Regions from separate parts of the Mus musculus genome. Here region 2 is linked to region 1. The links are chromatin loops, found by intact Hi-C in ENCODE. Cell type or tissue: heart. All regions are shown on one strand.

Region 1 (8,000 bases):
TTCTTCAATTTGCAAACTCTGCTTTGCCAAGCCTGCACTTCGGCTGCCAGCTGGGCAATCCAGCTGTGATGGACAATCAGCCTGGCCTCGTCACTAAATGGAATTAAAATTTACTCCTCTGTGAAATCAAGAAATCACAATCCCAGGCTTTTGAAAAGCATCTTCAAAGGATGGATTCATGGGTCTCTAATAACTTAAAGGCTCTGCTTTGGCAAAACGATGGATTTCAAAGCTTTGGGACAACAGATCCTCAGATGGCGCGTGTGGAGCACCTGGGAAGGATCATGCTGCCCTATGTGAACCACTTTCCCACTCTTGCTGTCGTGTAGCATGATTTTTGTGTGTGTAGTATGTATGCATGCACACACATATGCATGGGGACATATGTGCATGGCTATGGCACGCACAACGAAGCCAGAGGACACTCTCTGCTGTCCTTCCACAGGGGCTGTCTGCCATCTTTTCTGAGTCAAGGTCTCTCACTGGGTTGCCCTGCCAGTGAGTTCCTGTGGTCCACTTTCCTTGATCTCCTCAGGGGTCGGATTCCAGGGACACAGCACAGTGCCTGGCGTTTCTGTATGTTCTAGTCACTGCAGCTCAAGTCCTTGTCCTCGAAAGCCTATCTCTCCAGCCCTGGCATGGCACTGAGCACATTCCAGGTTCTCTCCAGACTTTACACTTGAGAACTTGAAGCCTGTTAACAGGAGCGACCTGTGGTTGGATGGAGTTAATCACAAGCAGCTGTAGCGCAGAAGGTTTGGAAAGGTCCTTGGTTTTAGTGCCAGTCTCCCGCTCAGTGACTAAATAGCCAACACCTGACTAGCTTATGACAGTGTGTAGGATTGTCAATTATTGGTGTGGGCCAACTAGAGAGCAGGAAGTGTTCCCATTTCCTGTGGGTCCTGGCTTGTAACAGGTCCTATTACTATGGAATAGCTTTAGGAGAAGCTTCACATTATAGCAATGTTATTTGTTCCACCCACTGGGCAAGTACATATTTTATGCCCTGGGATCGCCCCAAGCTGTGCCAGGCACCAGGGAGAGACCAGCAAGCAGAGAAGCCCCGACTCTGTATTAAGTGAAAAGGCTCTTGGGGGAGAAGATTACAAGTGTTCCTGTTGCATACCACATCTCCAGCACCCTACAATGCATCCTAAAACAGGGCGATGCTATCTTCCAAAAAGACTTGCCTTGCCACTGCAAATACACCCATTTCTGAGTGTAAAGCGAAACGACTCTGGCCATTCCTATGGGATTCCAAGTGGCAGACTCATCCTGCTTCAAAAATGGCAAAACAATTCTGCACTGATTTAAGAAAAAAAATGCATTGATGTGACCTGAAAGACCTAGGTTACCCAGTATACAACTGACATGATTCGGTGACAAATGTTCTGTTTACGTAAGAGCCCTGTCTCTCCAGCTTTCTGTAAGCCAAGTTACACAGTCTCTAAATATCCAGCTGTGCCAAACAACAGCTGCCCTGCTCAGTGACGATACCACCCTAAGCCACAGAATTGCTCAGTTAGTGTCTAGAGGCGCTTTGAAGTTGGTATTTTGCTTTTGCTCTGAGCGCATGAGTAATTCTAAGACTTTTAGGAACCTGAAGAATGATATAGTCTCCCTAAATTCAGAAGATTTTTAAGTCTTAGTCATCTTCAATCCTGTGCTATAATCATCTAGTGTATTTTTATTTTCCACTGTTATGAACCAACCTTGGAGCCTTACCCATGGTAGGTAAGCATTGTACCACTTGGTCATAACCCCAGACCTCCATTTTCCTGTATTTTTATTTATCACAGTATAAAATAACAGCAGTGGTCTTCACCACTAATTCTTTTCAGCTGCAACTTGATTCTAGAGTCAAAACAAACAAACAAAAAACAAAAACAAAACAAAAACCAGAGAAATTATTTATTTATTTTCTCAACGATGCTTTCTTGCCTTCCTTTCTTATGCCTTGGAGGAAGGAGGTTATTTAAATACCAGAGTTTCGTGCTCCGGAATCCCATATTTCCCTTTGTGTTCATTGAACAGTTTCTTTAGCTCCTCTAGGTATGTCTGATGCAGCTCTTCAATCTGCTCTGAGGTCGGGTTCAGAGTCTGCTGAACAGGGATGGGGCGGCCAACTGTGGAAAACAGAGCACGTGTCATCCCTGAGGACAGCCACCACTCCACCCGCAGCCTGGGTCTCCCGTGGGCAGCTGAGCGCTGGGCTGCCAATCGGCTTCCCTCCAGCCCGCTGGCTCCAGTCCTCTCCTCAGCTCACTGGCTGCCTACCTCAGTCACACCATCCCACTCGACAACAAATAAAGAGTTTCCCTTCTCAGCAGACACTGAGCTGTCATTCTGTGGTTTGACTTCTGAGTCAAATGCGCTGCTGTGCCGACTGCAGCTGTGCGCAGAGTAGGCGTTGCTGCGAGCCACGTCACTCTCATTCTCCCCTGGGCACAGCTGACAAGCAAGACCACAGGGTTCTTATTGTGACTGACTGTGAAATGTTCAGGTCACGTGACATCCTCTATTATGACTTTTTAAAAAATATCTTTCAGAACAATTGAAAATGTCACTTACTTACAGCGAAGTCTCTGTGCGAGAAAGTCATCTAGTCACAAAACTGAAAGCAACCACAGCTCATTAGGAAAACAGTTACATAGGCTGAGCTACATTCCAGTTATTCACCGGAATCTTAGGCAGCTATCTTTTTTAAAAAAAGAAATAACAAATAACGTGGCACACACAGTGCCTAAAATGTCTAAGAAAAGTTGCAAAATGAAGTGTGATCCCATCTATAAAAAAATAAATTTCTAGGTGCACCAATATTTTCAGTGTACAAGAAAAACCTGGCAAGATCAACATTTTCCTTTGGGGATTGGGTCAGGGGTGGGGAACAGCACATTTATTTTACCTGTATCGTATGAATGTTCCCCCCCCCCAAAAGTATCTGTTTCATCTGTATAATTACAAAAATACCTATTGGTTGTAAATAAATCTGGCGGCTTCTGTACATATTTTAAAAGACGTTTACATAACAATCTCAGAATTTGGAAATTCAGAAATACAAGTCTTTGACGGCCTGTATACACTGCACCCCCTGCTGGCCTGGTGTTGCTATGCGCCCAAGGCCAGGATGAGCCGGGTGGTTAACTTCAAACCTTGAAGCAAACTACTCCTTCTGAAGTCATTCGCTTGGGCATGAGGACTGTGAGCGCCGCTGTAGGGGGGTGGGGGTGGGGGGATGCAGTACGCAAAGGGGAGTCGGGTGGGGGTGGGTTCCTTTGTCTTTCTTCAAGCTACATACAGAGCGAACCTGTGCCAGTAATGGAAGGTGGTTATTTTTTAAAAACCTAAGCAATCGTGAAGGAATAAAGAGGCAGCAAGTGATAAAGACCATGAATATGGGAGTTGAGAGGCACAGAAGGAAGGACTGACACTCCCTAATTGCTGAGTGTTTCACTAGACCGAGCCTCCAAACACTCGAGGGCAGTTTCCTTCGATCTTTACGAAGTCTGATTTATGCACAGTAGACACCAGTCCTTTGACACACATTAGAGAGAACTGGAGGAAACAAGCCAGTGCTGGCACATACCTGTAGTTTCAGCACTCAGGAGGTGAAGGCAGGAAGGCTGGGAGTTCCCGGGCAACCTTGGCTACATAGTGAGCAGGCTGGACCCATCTTAGTTTTCTCTCTGCCCTAAAGTTTCCTGGGCAAGGGATGGGAGAATACAACTTGTTCTATAAAGCTTCCTCGCAGTTGTGACCTTTGAGGAAGGAAATCTGAGAAATCTGTACACAGACGGACCAGTAAACTTGTAGTCTTTTAGAAATAGCTGTAGTTTTTAGTGAGACTACCTCAGGGAGAGAGGTCAACGGGACGGTGAAGTGGGGACTGTGGAGAGAGGCATTGCTGTCTAAGGCAGAGTAAAAACAGCTTACTGTTATAGGAATTGTGACCTCTCAACCTCTCAATTAGGGCTTCTTTCCCTAGGAAGGACACCACAGCTAACTAAGTCCCTTCTTATTAAGTTCCGTTATATTTCAGCAGCTTCTCCCAGGAGCTCAAATCTACCCCTTTCGACTGAAGTAATCATAAGATGTTCTCCTTGTAAGATGAGCATAGCCCTTCCTGCTTTCCTCTGAGATGTTAAAAGTTCCAAATCACAGGAACTTAATATTTAAGCCTAGCATCCCTTCCTCCAGTTCCTAAGCTGTCCCCTAACTGGATTAGAAGGTTAGAAAAGCTCAATGCTTTTTAGGGATAAGCTAGAGGTAATAAAGGGACAATTTGATCATCATCGAGACCATACTTAGACTACAAAACTCAAGGAAGCTCATCTAGCGGCTGTGAGGGGAGAACCACCTACCTGGGAGCAGTGGGACCAATGGGAACAAGCGGCTGTGAGGCGAGAACCACCCACATGGGAGCAGTGGGACCAATGGGAACAAGCTCCCGTGTGGCTTCAGCTTGCCTCCTGCTTCTTGAAATTGGACTGAACCCTTATTAAAAGCGTTAAGGCTTACGGATGTCTATCAGATGCTATTAGATAGATCGCGTGAACAACCTAGGGAGGATGCCGTCACTGCCTCTCCCTCACAGATCCAAGCCAACCTGAGCTACAGAGTGAGGCCCTGCGAAGCAGGAAGTTTTTGCTTTCTTTGGCCTTATTAACCTTTCCTTTCCTACAGCTCTATTGGGAAGGGGCTAAAAGGGAGGTTAATGCATTTAAGAACCCTTATTAAAGTAGGGGGTTTTGTTTGTTTGTTTTTTGTTTTTGTTTTTCGAGAAGGGTTTTTCTGTATAGCCCTGGCTGTCCTGGAACTCACTTTGTAGACCAGGCTGGCCTTGAACTCAGAAATCCGCCTGCCTCTGCCTCTGCCTCCTGAGTGCTAGGATTAAAGGCGTGCACCACCACGCCCGGCCTAAAGTAGGTTTGTTTGTTTGTTTGTTTGTTTGTTTTTGTTTTTAATGTAAGCCTACAACCCTGTCTCAGAAAGATGGAGGAACTCCCCAACCTGGCACATTCTATGTTTTCATTGCACGGTGGCTGCCTTGCTGCGAGGCTGCAGCCCTCCATCCTGTGCAGCTATCCCAGTACGGCTGCTTATCTGTGGCCTCCACAGCGGCCCGGTTCATCTCCTCGTCCTGTGATAAGTTTATCTGGGGCGGAGAATGGGGAAAGAAGTGAGGGCACAATCAGTCCAAGGATCCCTCTTGCTTCAAGTCCAAGCTACCACTGTGTAACAGGTACCTAGGCTAGAGGACAAGGAGTTTCGTGAGCCAGTGCAGACAGCAGTTAGGAGGGTTGGACATGGATGCTCATTTTTTTCCCTCAGGGAAGTAAAGAATCGATTGTGGTGATTTGAATATACTTGGCCCAGGGAGTGGCAGTATTTGAAGGTGTGGCCCTGTTGGAGTAGGTGTGTCACTGTGGGTGTGGGCTTTAAGACCCTATTCCTAGTTGACTGGGAGTCAGTATTCTGCTAGCAGCCTTCAGATGAAGATGTAGAAGTCTCAGCTCCTCCTGCACCATGAATGCCTGGATGCTGCCATGCTCCCATCTTGATGATAACAGACTGACTCTCTGAACCTGTAAGTCAGCTGCAATTAAATGTTGACTTTATAAGAGTTGCCTTGGTTGTGGTATCTGTTCACAGCAATAACAGATCTTTCAAGTTAGAAACATCTTTATTCTGCTCGTCTGTAGGTAGAAAGATTCCATAGAGTTTTTAACTCTCCCTGATTTTTTAAAAATTTTTCTTTTAGACATAGATTCTCTGTGTAATCAAACTGACCTTGAACTCACTAAGTAGCCCAGGCTAGCCTCAAACTGCCTCAGCTTCTTTCAAGCACTGGGATTATTAACTTGTACCAACACACCAAACAAGACTCTCCTAGTCTCATGAAGGAAGCTCCCTCCTTAAGGTGTACCACTGGAGAAAGAACAGGTGGGCATATGTGGTCAGGTGTGGCTGTGGATAAACTTGGGAGCTGGAAGATCTCCGAGTTCAGATCCAGTCTCTGATGGAAGTTCAAAGGATGGCCTGTGTGTGTGCATGCATATGTGCACTCTGCTGCGTGACAGCACACGGGCACTCACTTGTGATCCTTCATTGAGCAGTTAGCACGCAGTACTGGGCACTGAAGTGCTATAAGTATGCCTTGTTGTTTGCCACTTTGGCTCATGGGTAATTTTGAGCGAACAACACTTAAAACATGGCGGAGGATAGTTTTGTGATGTGAGAAGGGCATTATGGTTTTCCCTTTTCTTCCTGAGAGAAGGAACTAAAACTCCCATGTAAGCGATGCTCTCCTTGTATCAGGAAAAAAAAAAAAATTCTTTTCAGCAGACCAGGGAAGTAGTCAAGAGATCCCTTGCAGACTATGTTACAATTATGCTTTCCTGGCTTTAGTCTCTACGTATACTTTAGATACTTTCCCGCAACTGCTTGTCTTTGGTGAACCCAGCATATAAATGTGTCTCCTAACCCACTTCTGTGAGACCTCATGACACTAGCCTTTCCTTTTTAAATCTCCTGCTTATAAATAAGTTTATAAATAAAACTTAAATTTCACCCCTTTCTTTTCCTTCTATTTCAGAAATCCCTCAGCCTGTACTCCCCCCTCTAGTATATGATGATTTAAGACACAGTGGACTATTTGGCTCTTCTGTGGGTTGGAATTAGTTTCATTAAAATAAAACACATTTCTTTATCCTTTTAGAAAGAATGCCAAAAGCACATGCAACCATTCCTTGTGTGCTTTGTATGTGTAAGAGTATATATATATATATATATATATATATATATGTGTGTGTGTGTGTGTGTGTGTGTGTGTGTGTGTGTGTGTGCATGTGTGTGTATACATATGTACATCAGCATACATAGGAATTATATATATATATATATATATATATATAATTTTTTGAGACAAGGTCTCCTATAGCCTGGGCAGGCCTTGAAGTCATTATATAGCACAGAACGACCATGAACTTTGGATCCTCTTGCTTCTACCTTCCCAGTGCTGGGATTAAAGGTATTGATTTACCCTATCTGTTTTATGCTGGGAATCAAATCTTGGCTTTGTGCGTGCCAGACAAGCATTCCACCAGCCAAATTACCTACTTAGTTTCTTACTAGGGTTTTTGTTTGTTTGTTCATTTATTTGTTCTGTTTTGAGACAGGATCTAGTATGTAGCCCCGATTAGCCTTAAACGTGAAACAATCTTGCTGCCTCTGCCTCCTAAATGCTGGGACTGAAGACATGTACCACCATGTCAGGCATGCTATTTATGTCTGCAAAACATCTGAAGTGAGATCATGGATGGCACTAACTCAGTTGTGTGAATCACCCCTATTTTATTTTCTAAGAATGGCAAGTGTCCTAGGAATCGCCATGATCACGCACAGAGTCACGCCATGATGAGACATTTCATAATCCACATTCAAGCTCTGTCAAGGGCTTCATTCGTCACGGTTGCATTTGCTTCCCAGCTCACAACAGCTGTGTGCCTCTGAGTGTCTCCTCCTCAGGGTCCTTCCACAAACTGTCTTTTTTTTTTTTTTAAATAAGCCATTTGTCTATTTCCTCACGATTTGATCCGGGTTAACCTTCTGGCAGGAATCCCTGTTCATGGAAAGCCCAGTACACTGGGAACCCTCACAAGCTGGTCAGGAAGGCTGCTGTCCTGTGCGTCTGCTGCGCCTTCCCAGCACTGGGGCCCGCACAGCTGCGCGTGCGCCATGACACGTGATCCCTGGAGACGCCCAAGGGAGGAAGGGCCAGTTATGCTTACCTTCTCTCTCAGAATTGGAAAATCCAAGGCTGAGAGAAAAGGAAACACATCTGGTCACTTGGAGTCAGACCTTAAACCTCACCACTGCCTTCAGCCCGTCTCCCTGATGCACGAAAAGGATTCCTAAAGTCAATATCAATCTGTGTACAGCTCAGGACTCGTGAGCCACAGCCATTAAGACATACCTCCCAAGAGCCAGTCTCTCTCCCT
Region 2 (8,000 bases), 1.1 Mb before region 1:
AGGTTATGAAATCCAGGTTTCTGGAGGCTGAGTTAGTGAAACTGTTAAGAAGGTGGCACCTCACATTTCCAGACATAGAAATACAGGGTCCCTGTTTTCTGAATCCTAAGATGGAAACGAGAGTTGGTAGGGCCAATTACTTCTCATCCACACTCCTAGTTCATCCCACAGACACCAGCTGATGTTAGTGTTATAGGAGAGTAGCCACATTCTTGTGTCCTGGAACAAAGAAGTAGATAGATGCATAGATAGCAGCTGGTAAAGAGAGAATTTAAAGCAGAGTATGTGTCCAAATCTTTACCCAGGCCCCTCTAGACCCCTCCCTCGGTCCCACTATCTTGTTCTCACCTGTACCTAGTCTTCAGGTATACTTCCAGGCCAGATACCTGAGCCCTTTACACTTCTGTCTGCAGATTTCATTGATCTTTGTCACCCTCTGGTCTACTAAGTCAGCTAACCAAAAGCTCCTACATTTTTCTGTGGTTTCCAACAGTCCTTTTAAGAAATACTTTTTATTATTATTTTTTTCAAATTTAATCTTGCATTCAGTACAATAGGTTTCATTATTCCCATACTTGTATGTCATTGTACTTTGCTCATTTTTAATACACTAAGAGCAAATTTATTTAATTTTATTTTGTTCATTTTTAAAAAAAGATTTATTTATTTTATGTATGTGAGTACACTCTTACTGTCTTGATGTCTTCAGACACACTAGAAGAGGGCATCAGATCTCATTACATGTGGTTGTTGGGAATTGAACTCAGGACTTCTGGACGAGCAGTCAGTGCTCTTAACCCAACTCCAGTCCCCAATTTTCACTATTATTATTATTGTTGTTATTATTATTATTATTATTACCATCCCTTTTAGAAGTTTTAGAAAAATTCAAGAGAAGGTATGTGATGGAAAATGAATATTTTGACTGCTTTGCTTACATGCTGATTTATACACACATGCCTAAGAATGCATTAATGATGCAGATAGAGAAATGTGAGTTGGAAGGCAGGCAAACCACATTATGGTAAAAGATCCTTTGGAAGTGCAAATGTAAGCAACAGTCTTATTCTTCATTTCTATTATATTGCTTCCATATAAATACAGTCTTAAAAAAAGAAAACAAAAAACAAAAAATGCCGGGCGGTGGTGGTGCACGCCTTTAATCCCAGCACTTGGGAGGCAGAGGCAGGCGGCTTTCTGAGTTCGAGGCCAGCCTGGTCTACAAAGTGAGTTCCAGGACAGCCATGGCTATACAGAGAAACCCTGTCTCAAAAACAAACAAACAAACAAACAAACAAACAAAAAACAAAAACCTTGAGGAAGAATGTCCGCTCCAGCTCACTGTGTTTACATAAAGATAGCGTTGAGCTTGTGCGCCTGTATAGGATTGCCTTTTATATCTGAAGAATAAAGAGGCACATAACATGTATCTTCTTGTATGCTGTTTCTTGATTCAACGGTTGCACTTTCGCAGGGGAAGAATTAGGGCTTTCACTTGGATACTCAATGTCTTCAGTGTTCTACACGCCTCTTACTTGTGTTCCCTTTGCAATTCCTTTATTTGATTTTTAGGCAGTTTATTTAAAAACTCAAACCAGGTGCTGAACTAATCACTCTATTCAAAAAATATTTGCCATCAGCCTAGATTTTAGATTTTATTAATTTGAGTTCAGGCCTGTCTGGATACAAAGTTGTACAAATATTTGCTGTCAGCATATGAGTGGAGACCGCATATTTGAGCGCAAACCTGTGCTGCCCAGCAGTTTTTAAATGGTTGCTATTACTACTTCTTTTATGTGAAGCCCTGTGTTGGCTCACCTGAGTCCAGACTTGAAGAGGACCAGGCAGGGATCGCTAATATGCCGTGTCATTCTTTCTCAATTCCAATGCTGAGTTATTTGCCTGGACTGTTTTAGTTAATCCTTTCACAAATTCTCCAAATTAGCAATTACTTCTATTCCATTCCATGGATAACAAAGGATTTCTCAAACTCTACCTTTTCTGACTCCAAAATATATCCTCATACTTTGCCTAGGGATTCCCAGACGCAGAACTATCCACGAAGAATCATTGAGGCTCACCTTCAGGTTGGCATAGGGTAGAGCCTGGGCTTTGGAGCCAGATTTAACAGTCTTTAAACTCCATCTCTGTATCCCTAGCTACGTTAACATAGTTATGAGTTATGCAACCACTGTGGACATCAGCATTCTCATCACCTGCAGAATGTGCTGTACGTAAAGAAGACTAAAGCATGTAAAGTCATGGCTTCCTTGGAATCTGTTATAGAAAATGTTTATTATTTTCCCTTTCTTCTGTCTTTCTCTTGGAAATGACAGAGATGACTTCAGATTTGAAGTTGCTTTGGTGAGGGAATATGGAAGAAAACAGAGCCTAGGTTGGGAGGCTGGGAGACCAACCAAGATCACTTTGTGAGGGAGGGTTGAGGCATGTGGTCTGGCATCATCCTGAGTCCCTTGTTCATGGCCTTCAAAGACCAGAGGGTGCTTTCACAGAGGGTCTATCCTGGGCAATGCCACGCACAAGTTCTCAGACTCGACCCTTGGGAGTCTTGTTATCTAGTTTCTTGAAAAAGGGACCCGTAAAGACTGAAAAGGGCTGGGGTTTCGACTATGCTGCTTGCCAAGAGAGTGTGCTATGGGAAAGAAACCCTCCAAGGACAGGGGATAGAGCTGTAAGACTGTAAACTTCCAGAGCTCAGAAAATGTTGCAAGGTATTGGGGCAATCTGGTGGCTCTCCTGAGTGGGGTCTTGATGTGAGTTTCATCTTGGTTCACTCAGAATGTACCCACTGAACCCACATGCTGCAGGATATTTGATCGAACTGTGAACCCCGAGATTGGGTTATTTACTGGAAAAACCTGCTTTTAGTTGTGGTGGGGCTCAATCTTAGCACACACCTTTAATCCAAGAGCTTTCTGCTTCAACACTGTAAACAGGATTAAAAGAAGTCAACTGTAGCTCAAGAGGAGGAACAAGCAACCAGATAACAGGAAGTGAGTTTAGGATTATTAAGATAAAAACCATAGAGAGTAAAGAGGAGTCAGGAGTATGGGTAGAACAGGAAGTAGAAGGGAGTGACTTTCAGTTTGAGGGGTTCTTGAGGTGAGAGAGGGAGTTCCTGGTGGGTCAACTGAGGAGGAAGGTCAACTGGGTGCTTTCTCTAACTTTCTGAGCTATCAGGCTTTCATCCCAGCATCTGGCTCCTGAGTCTTCATTGGTAAAATCAATATCAAAAAAACAAAAACAAAAACAAAAAAACACCCCAAGTGCTGCTGCATGCGTAGGGCTTGGGGAAGTTGAGGGGTACAAAGACTATGGGTTTCTGGTTGATTTCCCAGAGCATTATGTCTTCTGATCATGCGTCTATCAGATGGGGCGAAAACTTACCTCCAGATAGCGCTGCCGAGAGTGCGGTAGCAAAGGCGTAGTGAGCTAGCGCCTTTAGGGTGCTTTCAGCATTGCCTGCCACCTGGACCCTCTAATAAAATCTATTCTTACATTCCAGACTGGGTCAGACCAGCAAATTATAGCCGGATAGGCATTGCTGCAATAGGATCAGGGCTTTGCTCTTTGACAACTAATCAAGCCAAGGGTAGTACTAAGTGGAACCCAGATTCAGTTTCCAGTCCTGAGAGATGGAGTTTGAGAAACCCACATTACCTCTGGGGGCTTCATGGTTGACTCTTCTTAGATTTCCCACTGATTTTACCATTGAGGATAGCCCACATTGTGGTGGAAGTGACCCCAACCTCACAACCAAGGCTGCCCAGGATCACGGCCTTGGAAAAACTGCAATGACGAGGTCTTGAAAGAAATAAAATTTACAAGTTTGAATTGCATCAGAAGCTCCCAGGGAGATGACCAAATCTTGTTTCTCAGATTTGGAAAGGCACCAACCATATACACTCACAAAGTCAGTGAAGATGTTCTTGTAAACTCTGGTTCATAACGAATATTTACCCCGAATTACACTTAATTTGCTTTAGAAAAAAATATCGGTTGGGGAGTAGGGGGAGAGAAAGAAATGGAGGGAATAAAAAAGAAAACAAAAACAAAACAAAACAAAAAGAAGCAGATTCTTCTTGTCAGCTATTACTTATGATGAACACTAGATGTCGCCACTACCATGTTTTGGTCTTTAAAAAAAAAAAAAAAAAAAAAAAAAAGACTTGGTCTTTAACTCTCCCAAGTCTGTTAGAATCCAATTTCTAAAACTGAAGACAAAACCAAAACATGATTTTTCTCCATCCTGGCCTTCATTTAATCAGACATTCAACTTCAAGCTAATATCCACACGGCATTTTCTCTGGAAGGGTAGATTTGAAGCAGGACCATCTAGGTCAATGTTGAATAAAGACTGGATGGGACACCTGATAACCATGCCCCAAGAGAGAGGGCTTCCACGCTGCGCATTGAGTTGTGGGATGGGCCCCTGCGGACAAGGGCCTGGACATAAGGATCCCAATCGCAAATCAATTCAAAGGGAAATGGAAGAGAGGGTGGGCCAAGGTATCATTTCATAAATGGTTGTTTTCGTACAAACCCCCAGCTTTTCATCAGCATCCGTAAAGCCAGCCTCAATTAGGACCAAGATCTTCTACCGCCAGCCTCCTTTGTGCTCCAGCCCTGCCTGCCTTCATTCAGACCCTCCCTCCCAACACCCTGCCTCACTGGCCCCCTTCTGATTGCAAGTTAAAGGCCTTCTTTCAGAGTCTCTTCCTGAATTCTCCAGACAGTGTGTTCCCCATCCTTCCCAATTACTGCCCCTGGCGTTATCAATCCTGGACCTTACCCATGCTATTTCTCTTATGGACTTCATGCCTGTTGCCTTCACAACTAGATTATAAACATGGAGGGCAGGAATACCAGCATGTATTACCAGAAATACCTGTGCATGTGTGACCCCACACCATCCTAAACCAGAGAAGGGACTTGAAAGAACTTCATCAGGTTGAGCAAGGAAATAAACGATGGTGGAGCCTGTGAGCAGGGAGGCTGTCTCTAGTAATGTAACAATTAACCCGTTCATTAATTAGTAAATAATCCAAAGTCTGCAGTTATTGATATTTTAAAATGGAGCATATTAATTAATGCAAATTCTTTATGCCCATTGGCAGGTAAGCGTGAACTATGTCCCCTGCCTTGAAGCTGGTATTTTCAACCCGGGGCAGGCCTTCTTATCAGGGATTGACTGGAAACAAATCACTGGGTAGTTGGGACAAAGTTAACTGAAAAAACAACTCACGTAGGAGCTTCTTGCATGAAGTAGAGAAGGAAAGTCAGAACCTGGGCTCTGCTAGGGTCCTTCTGGGCAGACAGGGTCCAGTGAGAACTATGCCCTGGTGCAGCAGGAAAAGTTTCAGGAACTGTGGCATCAACTGGAGCCATTGACTTTTTAAAAAGTTTTATTTATTTATTTAATGTATGTGAGTACACTGTAGCTGTACAGGTGGTTGTGAGCCTTCATGTGGTTGTCGGGAATTAAATTTTTAGGACCTCTGATCGCTCTGGTTGGCCCTGCTTGCTCAGTCCCTGCTTGCTCCGACCCAAAGATTTATTATTACACATAAGTACACTCTAGCTGACTTCAGACGCACCGGAAGAGGGTGTCAGATCACATTGCAGGTGGTTGTGAGCCACCATGTGGTTTCTGGGATTTGAACTCAGGACCTTTTGAAGAGCAGTCAGCGCTCTTAACCCCTGAACCATCTCGCCAGCCCCATTAACTTTCAAAAAAGATTTATTTATTTATTTTATGTGCATGGGTGTTTTGTCTGCACGTTTGTCTGTGTGAAGGTGTCTGATCCTCTGGAAACTGGAGTTACAGACAGATGTGAGCTGCTGTATGGGTGCCCGGAAATGAATCTGAGTCCTCTGGAAAGGCAGTCAGTGCTCTTAATCGCTGAGTTATCTCTTCAGTCCTCGGAGCTGTTAACTTCTATTTAGGGTGTCTTCTTCTGTTTTGTTTTGTTTTGTTTTGTTTTGTTTTTCAAAACAGGGTTTCTCTGTGTAGCCTTGGCTGTCCTGGAACTCACCCTGTAGATCAGGCTGGCCTCGAACTCAGAAATCTGCTTGCCTCTGCCTCCCAAATGCTGGGATTAAAGGCCTGTGCCACCACTGCCCAGTGTAGTGTGTCTTGATACTGGCATCTTAGCAAGCACTTTCCAGTGTATGGTGGATAGCTCTCACAATGATGTTGAGTCTGCCACTGCTGTGGCCTCCATGTACTGATGAGAGAGCTGGGTCAGAGCCAACGCATATCGAGACAGAACTGAAACCAGAGCTTTGCAGTCATGTGAGGCCACTGCCACCTCACCATGAGCCTTTGGACTGACCTGTACCTGTGTTCTACGGGGCCAGTGGAGCTGGGTAGTGAAGCTGTTGGGTGTCCCTTCAGTGGTTCCCTACAAAGTCTGAGCCTCACTGGCTCTGAGGAGAGAGGCCTGACATCTCATGGCATCTCCTAACTTATTAGGATGTTTGAGTTCCACCTTGTAGCCAGAGAGATGCGTACCTGTGCCACAGAGGGAGAAACCCAGTATGATGTAGTGTGTAGGAGAGGCGAACCTTTTCAGAACTGTCTCACGAGGACTGGAGGTGTCCTTTGGAGGCAGAGCACCTGTCCAGCATGTCAAGGTCTTGATTCGATCCACAAGAAAAGTGAAGGCCTCCTGCCTAGAAACTCTCTACAAACACAGAACATGAATGCTATGATTACCATGGTGGATGTCCCCCGAGAATGAAAATGTTAAGGACATCGTACAAAGGGTGGGTCTATGGTCTTCTGGGAGATGATGCCCTTGGAAGGGATTGTGGGACATGGTCTCTTTGGCCAATTTTACTTATACTTTGTGCCCAATATGTCCACTGTGATATATGCCCTCCTCAGAGGCACAAAGCAATGGAATTGCTGGACCATAAACTAAACCTCCAAGGCAGAAAGAGACTATAAGCTTCATTCCTATGTACATTATTTGCCTCCATTTTGTGTGTGTGTATGTATGTGTGTGTGTGTGTGTTTGTGTATGTAAGTATATGTGCGTGTGTTTGGTTTTGTTTCTAAACAGAGTTTACTGTGTAGCCTAGGCTTTTTAAAATTTGCCATCCCCTGCCTCAGGTTCTAGAGTATTGAATTTGAGACGTGAGCTAGCATATCAAAGCTATCAGAAGCTGGGCGTGGTGGTGCAGCCTTTAATCCCAGCACTCGGGAGGCAGAGGCAGGCGGATTTCTGAGTTCGAGGCCAGCCTGGTCTACAAAGTGAGTTCCAGGACAGCCAGGGCTATACAGAGAAACCCTGTCTCGAAAAACCAAAATAATAATAATAATAATAATAACAAAACAAACAAAAAAACCCAAAGCTATCAGAAGACTGCTGTTGTTCATCTGTTTGTTTGAGATAGGGTCTGACACTCTCACACCCAGGCTGTCTGTGAGCTGACTATATAGCAAAGTCTGCTGCTTCTTCTTCCTGAGTGCTGGGATTATCGACATGCCTCCAATCTCAGTTTAGTGGGAGATTGTAACACATTTCACCATTCTGAGTCTCAGTTCTCCTAACACAAGAAGAATGGTGACATATTCAGAATATCTGGGACAATCTCAGCCTTGTAATGAGTGATATGTGAAGACAAACAAGGGGAAAGCAAAGACTGTGGCTAAACAAGGATGCTTCTTCATCGGCCTCAAACCAATGGCAATCTACGACTGGTAACAACTGCTGTCGTTACTGAGTACGGACCACTTAGTGCTGGCAGCATCTTCAGACATGTAGGAGTTATTATCCCTGTTTTACATACCAGGAGACAGAGGTGGAAGGGTAAGTATTTTGTGTGATCAGTAGGCTGGTGGGAGAGGCCGAATGGTCACTGCAGGCGTCCAGCTAGCTACCTTGCCTCCTGTGAGGCCAGCTCAGAGCTGCATTATCTCAGACAGGGATTTGTTCTCAACCTTTCCCCTGTCCCAGTTCACCTTAGGCTAA

Evidence for each region. Hi-C counts contacts between places; a loop is a spot of excess contacts. Peaks named below come from ENCODE experiments on the same cell type or tissue, not always from the same donor. Only the 100,000 strongest peaks of a DNase experiment are listed, where the experiment ranks them.
Region 2: a loop joins it to region 1, with 4 times the contacts of the local background. A loop is called at or near these places in 9 of 42 quality-filtered maps.

Annotation. Positions count from the first base shown.
Region 1 is chr1:78,532,070-78,540,069 of GRCm38, reverse strand. Mogat1 (monoacylglycerol O-acyltransferase 1) reads right to left here. Exons shown (of 7, transcript NM_026713.3): 7 at 1,897-2,126. The coding sequence ends at 1,972. Among named protein-coding and RNA genes, the nearest start is that of Mogat1, 25 kb to the right of the region's middle. In heart, a CTCF peak has its summit at 3,078 (motif pointing left); DNase peaks (open chromatin) are centred at 2,239 and 3,099; H3K4me3 peaks cover 719 bases; H3K27ac peaks cover 472 bases.
Region 2 is chr1:79,679,299-79,687,298 of GRCm38, reverse strand. No RefSeq gene overlaps it. Among named protein-coding and RNA genes, the nearest start is that of Ap1s3, 11 kb to the right of the region's middle. In heart, a CTCF peak has its summit at 4,118 (motif pointing right); no DNase peak of the experiment used is centred here.